2 separate regions of the Homo sapiens genome follow, and region 1 is linked to region 2. Evidence: read pairs that join two places in POLR2A ChIA-PET (ENCODE). Cell type or tissue: PC-3. All regions are shown on one strand. Each heading gives the region's core, and the rest is flanking DNA. Links, peaks and the distances in the headings are about the cores only. Region 1 has its middle 47 kb from the start of IMMP2L. Region 2 overlaps IMMP2L (inner mitochondrial membrane peptidase subunit 2).

Region 1 (5,383 bases), core at 328-5,327, 59 kb before region 2:
GGATTACGGGTGTGAGCAACCACACACAGCCAGCAGTAAAAATATTATAACGCAGGTATACAGAAGTGTCTGGGAGTTGAAGTCCTTAAGACACCTAAGCTCAGCCTTCAAGGAGTTGGCAAGGCCAAGGATGTGTGGAGAAGAGTGCTTCAAGGAGAATGAGTAACAAGTGTATGGGTTGGCTGGGCATGGTGGCTCACACGTGTAATCCCAGCACTTTGGGAGGCCAAGGCAGGCAGATTCCCTAAGATCAGGAGTTCGAGACCAGCCTGGCCAACATAGTGAGACCCCTTCTCTACTAAAACTACAAAAATTAGCCAGGTGTGGTGGCGGGTACCTGTAATCCCAGCTACTCAGGAGGCTGAGGAAGGACAATTGCTTGAACATGGGAGATGGAGGTTGTGGTGAGCCGAGATCGCACCATTGCACTCCAGCCTGGGCGACAGGAGTGAAACTCCATCTAAGAAGAAAAAAAAAAATAAGTGTATGGGTTGAAAGGCAAGGGAGCAGGTATCATTCTGGAAATTATAAGTCCTTCTATGTAGCTGAAGCATAGAATGTGAGAAGGAAGGGATGAGAAGAAATAAGGAGGGGAAGAAAGCAGGACCAGCCATAAATAAGCCTATGGTGAAAAACTAAAAAGCCAGGGCTTTCTGTTGCAGGTGAAGCCTTTTAAGCTAGGGAGCTGCAGGATCAAATTTGCATTTTTAGAAAGATGGCCCAGTAAGCAGGTTGGGGAATGGGTTGTTAACTGTGTTTCCCAATGTATATTTCACTCATGATTTAGCACAAGTTTTAACTTATTCTCAAGTTCCCCGGAGGTATTTCTTTACAATGTTTGGTCTGTAGCTACAACTTGGCTACACTGTGAGTGCAAAGCTGTGACTCTGTGATAGAAGGTGAATGAAAGAAATGGGGGTGGGGGGGACATGATAATATGAAGTAGGGGTCAACAAACTGTGACCTGAAGCCAAAGTTTTATGCTGTTATTGTAAAGAAAATTTTTTTTTTTTAACTTTTTTTTTTTAATTTTTATTTTTTTTATTGATCATTCTTGGGTGTTTCTCGCAGAGGGGGATTTGGCAGGGTCATAGGACAATAGTGGAGGGAAGGTTGGCAGATAAACAAGTGAACAAAGGTCTCTGGTTTTCCTAGGCAGAGGACCCTGCGGCCTTCCGCAGTGTTTGTGTCCCTGGGTACTTGAGATTAGGGAGTGGTGATGATTCTTAACGAGCATGCTGCCTTCAAGCATCTGTTTAACAAAGCACATCTTGCACCGCCCTTAATCCATTTAACCCTGAGTGGACACAGCACATGTTTCAGAGAGCACAGGGTTGGGGGTAAGGTCACCGATCAACAGGATCCCAAGGCAGAAGAATTTATCTTAGTACAGAACAAAATGAAAAGTCTCCCATGTCTACTTCTTTCTACACAGACACGGCAACCATCCGATTTCTCAATCTTTTCCCCACCTTTCCCCCCTTTCTATTCCACAAAGCCGCCATTGTCATCCCGGCCCGTTCTCAATGAGCTGTTGGGTACACCTCCCAGACGAGGTGGTGGCTGGGCAGAGGGGCTCCTCACTTCCTAGTAGGGGTGGCCGGGCAGAGGCGCCCCTCACCTCCCGGACGGGGCGGCTGGCCGGGCGGGGGGCTGACCCCCCCACCTCCCTCCCGGACGGGGCGGCTGGCCGGGCGGGGTGCTGATCCCCCCACTTCCCTCCCGGACTGGTCGGCTGGCCGGGCGGGGGGCTGAGCCCCCCACCTCCCTCCCGGACGGGGTGGCTGGCCCGGCAGAGGGGCTCCTCACTTCCCAGTAGGGGCGGCTGGGCAGAGGCGCCCCTCACCTCCCGGACGGGGCGGCTGGCCGGGCGGGGGGCTGACCCCACCTCCCTCCCAGACGGGGCGGCTGGCCGGGCGGGGGGCTGACCCCCCCCACCTCCCTCCCGGACGTGGGGCTGACCCCCCCACCTCCCTCCCGGATGGGGCGGCTGGCTGGGCGGGGGGCTGACCCCCCACCTCCCTCCTGGACGGGGCGGCTGCCGGGCGGAGACACTCCTCACTTCCCAGACGGGGTGGCTGCCGGGCAGAGGGACTCCTCACCTCTCAGACGGGGCGGCTGCCGGGCGGAGGGTCCCCTCACCTCTCAGACGGGGCGGCTGGGCAGAGACGCTCCCCACCTCCCAGACGGGGTCGCAGCCGGGCAGAGGCGCTCCTCACATCCCAGACGGGGCGGCGGGGCAGAGGCGCTCCCCACATCTCAGACGATGGGCGGCCGGGCAGAGACGCTCCCCACCTCCCAGATGGGATGGCTGCCGGGAAGAGGCGCTCCCCACCTCCCAGACGGGATGGCGGCCGGGCAGAGATGCTCCCCACCCTCCAGACTGGGCAGCCAGGCAGAGGGGCTCCCCACGTCCCAGACGATGGGCGGCCAGGCAGAGACGCTCCCCACCTCCCAGACGGGGTGGAGGCCGGGCAGAGGCTGCAATCTCGGCACTCTGGGCGGCCAAGGCAGGCGGCCGGGAGATGGAGGCTGCAGCGAGCCGAGACCACGCCACTGCACTCCAGCCTGGGCACCACCGAGCACCGAGCGAACCAGACTCCGTCTGCAATCCCGGCACCCTGGGAGGCCAAGGCTGGCGGACCACCCACGGCTAGGAGCTGGAGACCAGCCCGGCCAACACAGCGAAACCCCGTCTCCACCAAAAAAGTACGAAAACCAGTCAGGCGTGGTGGCGCGCGCCCGCAATCGCAGGCACTCGGCAGGCTGAGGCAGGAGAATCAGGCAGGGAGGCTGCAGTGAGCCGAGATGGCAGCAGTACAGTCCAGCTTCGGCTCGGCATCAGAGGGAGACCGTGGAAAGAGAGGGAGAGGGAGACCGAGAGGGAGAGGGGAGAGGGGAGAGGGGAGAGGGGAGAGGGGAGAGGGGAGAGGGAGAGGCAGAGGCAGAGGCAGAGGCAGAGGCAGAGGCCTGTAAAGAAAATTTTATCGGAACACAGCCACCCCTATTTGTTTTTGTATTGTCTATGGCTGCTTTTGTACTGCAACAGCAGAGTTGATTAGTTGTGTGAGAGTGTATGGAATGGAAAGCAGAACATATTTTACTCTCTGTTAATGAAAAAAGTTTGCTGACCTCTAATTTAAAGCGTTAAAATTTTGCATATTGGCTGGTCACAGTGTCTCACGCCTGTAATTCTAGCACTTTGGGAGTCCGAGGCAGGAGAATCACAAGGTCAGGGGTTCAAGACTAGCCTGGCCAACATGGTGAAACCCCATCTCTACTAAAAAATACAAAAAATTAGCCGGGCGTGGTGGCAGGCACCTGCAATCCAGCTACTTGGGAGGCTGAGGCAAGAGAATTGCTTGAACCTGGGAGGCGGAGGTTGCAGTAAGTCAAGATGGTGCCACTGCACACCAGCCCAGGTGACAGTGTGAGACTCAGTCTCAAAAAAAAAAAATTGCATATTAACGTATTTTATTTTTAAATTTATTATTTATTCCCTATATTTAAAAAGGATTTGTCCAAATGTTAAGGCCAGCCCAATGCAAAATTTCAAACCTTGAAAGCTGTGCTGGTAATAATACTGGTAATAATATGTGAAGATGACAATATTAATGGCATGTAGATGATTGTCTCTATGACTTTAATTCTCCTAAAAATCTTCCAAGAAGGAGCAGAAAGATCTTGTTTATGTACTATTGAATTTGATTTTTTTTTTGTTCAATGAAAGGCACTTGATAACAGATAAATTTTAAAATATGCTATATAACTTTTAGCACCTTGTGTCTGAAAATCTCTAAGACAGTACGTGAGTTGGGGATTGGAGTACAATAAGCCTGGTTTTTACTGGATTCCTGGTTTAATGCTTAGAGGTTTAGGACAATCCCTTATTTGTGGGGAAAAATGCACAGAAGTATTTGTTTCTTTGACTTATATTAGCAGCTTCTAAGGGTCCCTATTCTAAATAAGACTGTCTTAGATTGCATCAAATAGGCACCTTACAGAGACTACAGGACTCAGAATAGGTCGTTTTACTCCTGGCGTCTCCTGTAGCCTCCTGTACTCCCACAAGCTGCCTGCTTAGCCACCATGAGCTAGGACACCTCCAGATATTTGAAATTTTGGTATAGAGACACAAAACCCTATTTCATGGTTCAATTTTCTGTAGTGTCTCCATACTCACCTCAGGAGACTGTGACTGGAACATATGCACCAGTAGCATTTATTTAATAAGAACCTCCTTTGACTTGTTTAAGTCCAGAGAACACTGACGCTTAAAAAGAAAAGAGTATATTTCAGTCCTTGATTGAAATTATCCAACGTTTCTGGAAAAGTCAATTTGGATAACAGTTGGTGTTTCACCTCCTAGTGTTAAACCCATCTTCCCTATGCTGTCTTTTTGGATCTGTTAATCAAGTTTCCTGTCTTCTCCAGAAAGCAGCTTAATTGTTTATGTTCTGCAGAAAACCCTCACTGAGAAAGAGATTTAATTTGTATCTTAATCCAATATTTTTATGCAGTATGGTAAAACACTATTACTTGTTACAGTATATTGTCAGCTTCATTATTAGTCTCCTGATAGAATTTCTTCCTTTGATTTTAATCTGACTTCTATTTTTCCGTTACCTCTGTCACAACTTTTGGGTTAGAATTTCTTCCTTTGATTTTAATCTGACTTCTATTTTTCCGTTACCTCTGTCACAACTTTTGGGTTATTTTTTGACCCAAAATACCCTTTTCTGCCAGAGAAAAACATCATCATCACCATAAGAACTATTGATTGCATGCCCACAGGGTGCATGTCATTGTACCTGGGGTTTTACCAGGTTTCATTAGCTTTCTTTCCTTCCTGGTGCAGCAGAATGGCACTCAAACAATAACAAAATACAAAACCAAAAACAAACACAAAACCCACAAATCAACCTGCTTTGTGTCGTTCCTTCTGTCTGGAAGAAGTGAAAACTGGTATTCTAAAGTGTGAGCCAGGCACTAAGATGGATCTCAAAAATAGGTGTTTTAATCAGAAATATATTCAAGCCTATAAGTGTATTATTAGCATGACTTTGTTTGTTTCTTGCTGGAATAACTTTCTCTTCCATCCACCCTTTTCCCTTTTTGCCCCCATCTGCCCTTCTGACAGCAACAAAATGAGTGTTAGCAATGTACTATTATTTGACATCCTTCTTTTTATAAAATTGAATTTCTTTTGATAAATGTCAGAAGGGGACACACATTCTTCAGTAAAATGAGCTGAACCTAGAACAGATTTGTCACTGCCACCTCACCAGTCATCTCTTTTTCTTCTGACAAATACAGTATGTCCTGAGCTTGTCTGTCCTTGGTGACCTTAAGGAAATGGAAAAGTGATTCCATCCTTTCTAAT
Region 2 (5,383 bases), core at 183-5,182:
AAAATAGTAACAACTCCACAGAGCACAATGGAGCACCACAAATGGACTTATTTTGGAGATTCCCATTATATTCGTTAAGAATGCAGGGACATATACTGTGTCTCTGTACTGTAGGAAGCTTGACATACTAGTATCAGTCATATAATCGTGTAGGAATGATCATCCTTACAGTATTATACCTTATTTTAGTTGAGAAGAAAGTGGTATTGTTTAATGACAAATTGAACCTAAAGCCTAAAGACTGGGTTCCAGATCTGTTTTCTCTACTCATTCCTATATGATAATTGGTAAATTAACCTCTCTGAGCCTCATATGTAAAATTGGGTTCTCTGTTGTTTTGTAACATGAAAACCTTAGTGGCTGAAAACAACAATGATTGTTTGTTATCTCATGGTTGCTGTGGGTCAGCAATTTGAGGGTCCTTGCTTGGTTCTCTGGAGGTTGCTGTCAGATATCAGCAGGAGTGGAAGTTTTATAGGAGCATCACTGGAGCTAAAAGATTCACTTCCAAGGTGGCTTACTCACTTGGCTGGCCAGTTGGTGTTGGCAGGTTGGTTCCTTTCCACAATGGGCTTGCCGTGGGACTATTCTCATGAGATGGCAGATGACTTTCCCGAGATTCAAGCTGCCAAAGTAGAAACTGCAGTGCCCTTTATGACTTACCTGTGGAAGTCATACACCATCATTTCAGATGTATTCAATTGGTTCTACAGACCAGCCCTGATTCAGTATGGGAGTGGATTACACAAGGACATGAGGCAAGGATCATTGTGGACTGTCTTGTGAGGGTAGGCTCTCTGAGAGGATAACAGTCTCTACCTGACATAGGATTGCTTTGAGTTTCATTGTAAGCATTTATGTGAGAGTCCTTTGTAAACCATTAAAGCAGCATATAAATGTGTTATAGAAGTGATGGTGGCTCACACCTGTAATCCCAGCACTTTGGGAGGCCGAGGCAGGTGGATCACTTGAGGTCAGGAGTTTGAGAACAGCCTGGCCAACATAGTGAAACTCTGTCTCTACTAAAAATACAAAAATTAGCCGGGTGTGATGATACATGCCTGTGATGCCAGGTCCTCAGGAGGCTGAGGCAGGAGGATCTCTTGAACCCTGGAGGTGGAAGTTGCAGTGGGCAGAGATTGTGCCCGTGCACTCCAGGCTGGGTGACAGAGTGAGACTCTGTCTCAAAACAAAACAAAACAAAACAAAAATGATGCTATTCCTTTTGACCAGTAAAACTGAATGGAAGTTGAATTATTTTGCTTTGTGCCATGTTAGCATTATGACACACCTTGCTCCAAATCCTTTCCTGCTTGCTTTACCTTATATCTTACTTTATATTCAAGAATTCTCCCCCTTTAATAATCAGCTAGAACAAAATAGCCTTTTTCAAGTTTCTCACATCTCTGGTGTAGAAGTAGTACATTGAATGGGAGAAAATTATAAACGAGCAGTGGCTATAGCATGAACTTGTTGGTCATCTGAGTAATAGCCTCAGGTTTCATTCTAGAGCATCTCCTTGAGGAAACCTCTGAATGCCTTCTTTGTATTTCTCTTTTAGTACTTGCTCTACCTTGCCTGGATTATAGTCTTACCATATTTTTTACTGGAAAATTCTTAAGGTAGTAGGGGCTATATTTCCTCCTATTCAGTGTCTTTTATCACCTTTAACCTAATGCTTTGTACTTCACTGGTGCTTAATCAGTGTTTACTGAGCTGGACTGCTGGCAGAACTCGAGCCTTTGTGCTTCCCTGAAACTTCAGATGAAGAAGGTTGTATTTTGCTGAGGTGGTAGTGATGGTGGTGGTGGATCCTGCCAGAACCATCTTTGAGCCTGTCTTATAGGTCCCTGATTTGCCACTGGAGCCCTTAGCCTCTCATAAATGACTCAGATATTTGGACTCTTTGTTAGTTGCTTAGCCTGGCTTCCTCACCGATGACCAAAGCAAGCAAGTGACCACACACACACACACACACACACACACACACACACACCTCTAACAGTCATACCTAACATACCTAACATACTATTTGTTACTAAACATATTGTATGTTTTTGGTAATACATAGTACGTTAGGTATAACTTTCAGAATCTCATTGAACTCTTGCCCAGTTTGGTAATACATAGTATGTTCTTGACTTCTTAGATTAAGAATACCCAGAATATAAAAGTGTACAACTTTCTTTCAGGCAATAAATCATAAAAATTTAATATTTGTACTTTTTTCCAAGTTATTCTGAGACATAGGTCTTTGTCACACACACTTTTATATATCTTTCCTTTGAAAAATGTAGCATTTACAGTCAACTTTTGAAAAATCATCTTGCTTGTCGCTGGGGGACACATTGCAAACAGATTATCAAGTTCTAGTTACGGAATTGTATACAGCAAAGACTTTTTTTTAAAGAAGGGAAATGTTTGTAATGTCATCATGTTTTGTATTTTAGGATAATTTCATTTCATATGATTTTCCCATTATGTAAACCAATAAACAAATTTGTATCAACTCAGGATTCTTTTCTCCTTGTTGCTGCAGATTTTCTCCTGCAGATTTATCTGCTGACTTCCCTCTTTAGCAGTTCTTTGCTTCCTTAGCCCCACTACCTGTCTTCTCCATCTCATTTGTACCTGACTCCTTCCCTGTCTTTGGACTCAGTATACTGATGACCATTAGAGGATAAGCAGGCTACAGTGGGCAGAGCAGATGTTATGAGGAGCAATGTGTGTGTAAATAAGAGCTGTGCAGAAGGTTAGCATTGACAGCCAAGGATGCTTTCTACTAAATAGTTAACAGAGGACCTGTGAAGTAATAATTGATAGGAGAAGATTAAGATTGCCGCAGATATTTTGCCTTATTTAAAATAGACTTTTTTTTAGGGTCTTTTGGTTCACAGTAAAATTGAATGGAAGGTACAGAGATATCCCATTTACTCCCTGCCCTCACACATGCATAGCCTCTCCTGCATGATCAACATCCCCCACCAGAATGGTACGTTTGCTACAATTGATGAAACTACATGGACACATCATTATCCCCCAAAGTTCATTGTTTACATTAGGGTTCATTCTTGGTGTAGTGCATTTTGTGGGTTTGGACAAATGTGTAATGCCATGTATGTATGCTTATAGTATACAGAGTATTTTCACTGCCTAAAAATCTTGGGTTGTGCTTATTCATCCCTCCCTTCTCCTAACCCCTGGTAACTTCTGATCTTTTCACTGTCTCCAATGTTTTTGCCTTTTCCATAATGTCATAGAGTTAGAATCATACAGTATGTAGCCTTTTTGGCCTTTATTTTTAGTTTTATTGGTATTGCAGATTATTTACTAAGGATCTTGGTATTTTCCCAGGAGCTTATTTGTTTAATAGTTGCTTGAATAAGAGTTTTTTTTAGTGTCAGATTTAAATACTGAATAATTATTATTTAGTTTTGTTAAATATTAATAACTATTTAGCACTGTTATTATGTGAGGGCAGTTTGAATCAGTTTATAAATGAATTAGCTTGTGCTTTTTATGAGTCTCACTATGTTTTTTTTTTTTTTTTTGACACGGAGTCTCGCTCTGTCATCCAGGCTGGAGTGCTATGACGTGATCTCGGCTCACTGCAACTTCTGCCTCCCAAGTTCAAGTGATTTTCGTGCCTCAGCCTCCCAAGTAGCTGGGATTACAGGCATGTGTTACCATGTCTGGCTAATCTTTGTATTTTTAGTAGAGATGGAGGTCTCACTATATTGGCCAGGCTGGTCTTGAACTCCTGACCTCAGATGATCCACCTGCCTTGGCCTCCCAAAGTGCTGGGATTACAGGTGTGAGCCACCACACGTGGCCAGAATCTTACTATTTCTCATGTTTAAGAGACATCCTGTAGTCTGAGTATGTGGATTATGACAACATATTAGAAGATTTTTTGAGACCTGTCTGATGTATATGACTACATTATGCTAATACTCTAAACATTCAGTTAAAACTTCTATATTAAAAGTTAAAAAATAGGCTTTAAATATAAATATCCAGATGTTAAAGTGGTGATATATAGTGAAAAGGATATGTAAGATCTTTATTCAGGTGCTAGCTCTGTTATTACCTATGTGAACATGAACAAGTCACTTTTTGTCTGTGAACTTCATTTTCCTTCTGGGAAAGCAGAGATAACACATACTTCATGGGTTATTTTTGAGGACTTCATAAGCTGTTTGTAAGAATCCTATGTGAATTTAAACTCAGAGAATAGTGGGGAATTGTTCGGTTAATGAGTCAGACTTGGTTACTATCATAGACTTAAATTTTTTTGTTTTGAAGATTAATAGTAAAGAAGGGAAATAATGATTTGGGGCTAACAAGTCAATACTGCCAAAAAGATGGTTATTTAGGAGCATCTGAGAAAAAAATGACTGTATTTTTTGCTGAAAATGTCTCACTGATTAAGCCTTGTCTTCTTCTGAAAGGTATACCCTTTGGGATATTCTCATTGTGTGCTTGGGTCTTAATCATATTTATTACCTAGTTGTCAGCTTGAGATGTTAGTCTTCCTTCCAAAAGCATAAATTATGTTGCCACATTTTTGGATAGTGTCAGAGACACATTATTTCCTGTTTGTAGGAAGAAAATGCTAGATTCTAAAGCACTTATGACCAGTCTCTGTATGGGTTAAGCCACGAGGGCAAGGTAGAATTAGATGGAAAGATTCTTGGGAAGAGAATAGAAATAGGCTTGTAAAGTTAAATTCCTGAGGGAGGTGTTGTATTGAATACAATTCTAGTTTCAATCAAAATGTCCCTATAGTTTAAAATACTTAGAGAAAAATGGTAAGTGACATGATAATGAATTAAAATTATAAAAAAAACTATACACTTCTGAGTTTGAGAATGGTTGATGGTGATTACTTCGAGATAAAGGTGTAATTGTCATCTCCTGTTAGTACCATTGACATGCTTATTATATTGTAATATCAACTTTTTGTATTTATACTAATTTACTTTCTTCTGTTAACTTCAAAGTGTATCATATATCTAAAGACAGAACGGTGGAATATCCTATGACAAAAGATGTAAGAATGACTGTTAAACCACTAACCCCTAAAGTAGACATGGGGAATCAAAAAGGAATTGTCACCAGCAAATAAGAAATAGTACAGACAATTCCTGTTAGGTGTTACCTGATTTATGATATTGAGAATGGGGAGAAGAAAATTTTAAAAGCATTCTAGAGAAGCATGCAGTCAAACAAACTTTATTTTTTGAATGTATTTGTTTGGAAGAACTTTTTTTTTGTAGCAAGCACATAGAAGGTCATTTTAGAGGATTGAATTGGGTGACAAGATAGATAATATTCTCTCCCTGATAGATAATATTCTCTCCCTGAAACTGGTTTCTCACTA

Evidence for each region. Peaks named below come from ENCODE experiments on the same cell type or tissue, not always from the same donor. Only the 100,000 strongest peaks of a DNase experiment are listed, where the experiment ranks them.
Region 1: POLR2A ChIA-PET joins it to region 2 with 9 read pairs; 2 of 35 experiments call an interaction of 5 or more read pairs at or near these places.

What each region holds. Positions count from the first base shown.
Region 1 is chr7:111,606,812-111,612,194 of GRCh38, reverse strand. No RefSeq gene overlaps it. Among named protein-coding and RNA genes, the nearest start is that of IMMP2L, 47 kb to the right of the region's middle. In PC-3, for the core only: no CTCF peak of the experiment used is centred there; no DNase peak of the experiment used is centred there.
Region 2 is chr7:111,548,109-111,553,491 of GRCh38, reverse strand. The region is part of intron 1 of IMMP2L (inner mitochondrial membrane peptidase subunit 2); the gene reads left to right. Among named protein-coding and RNA genes, the nearest start is that of IMMP2L, 12 kb to the left of the region's middle. In PC-3, for the core only: no CTCF peak of the experiment used is centred there; no DNase peak of the experiment used is centred there; H3K27ac peaks cover 582 bases.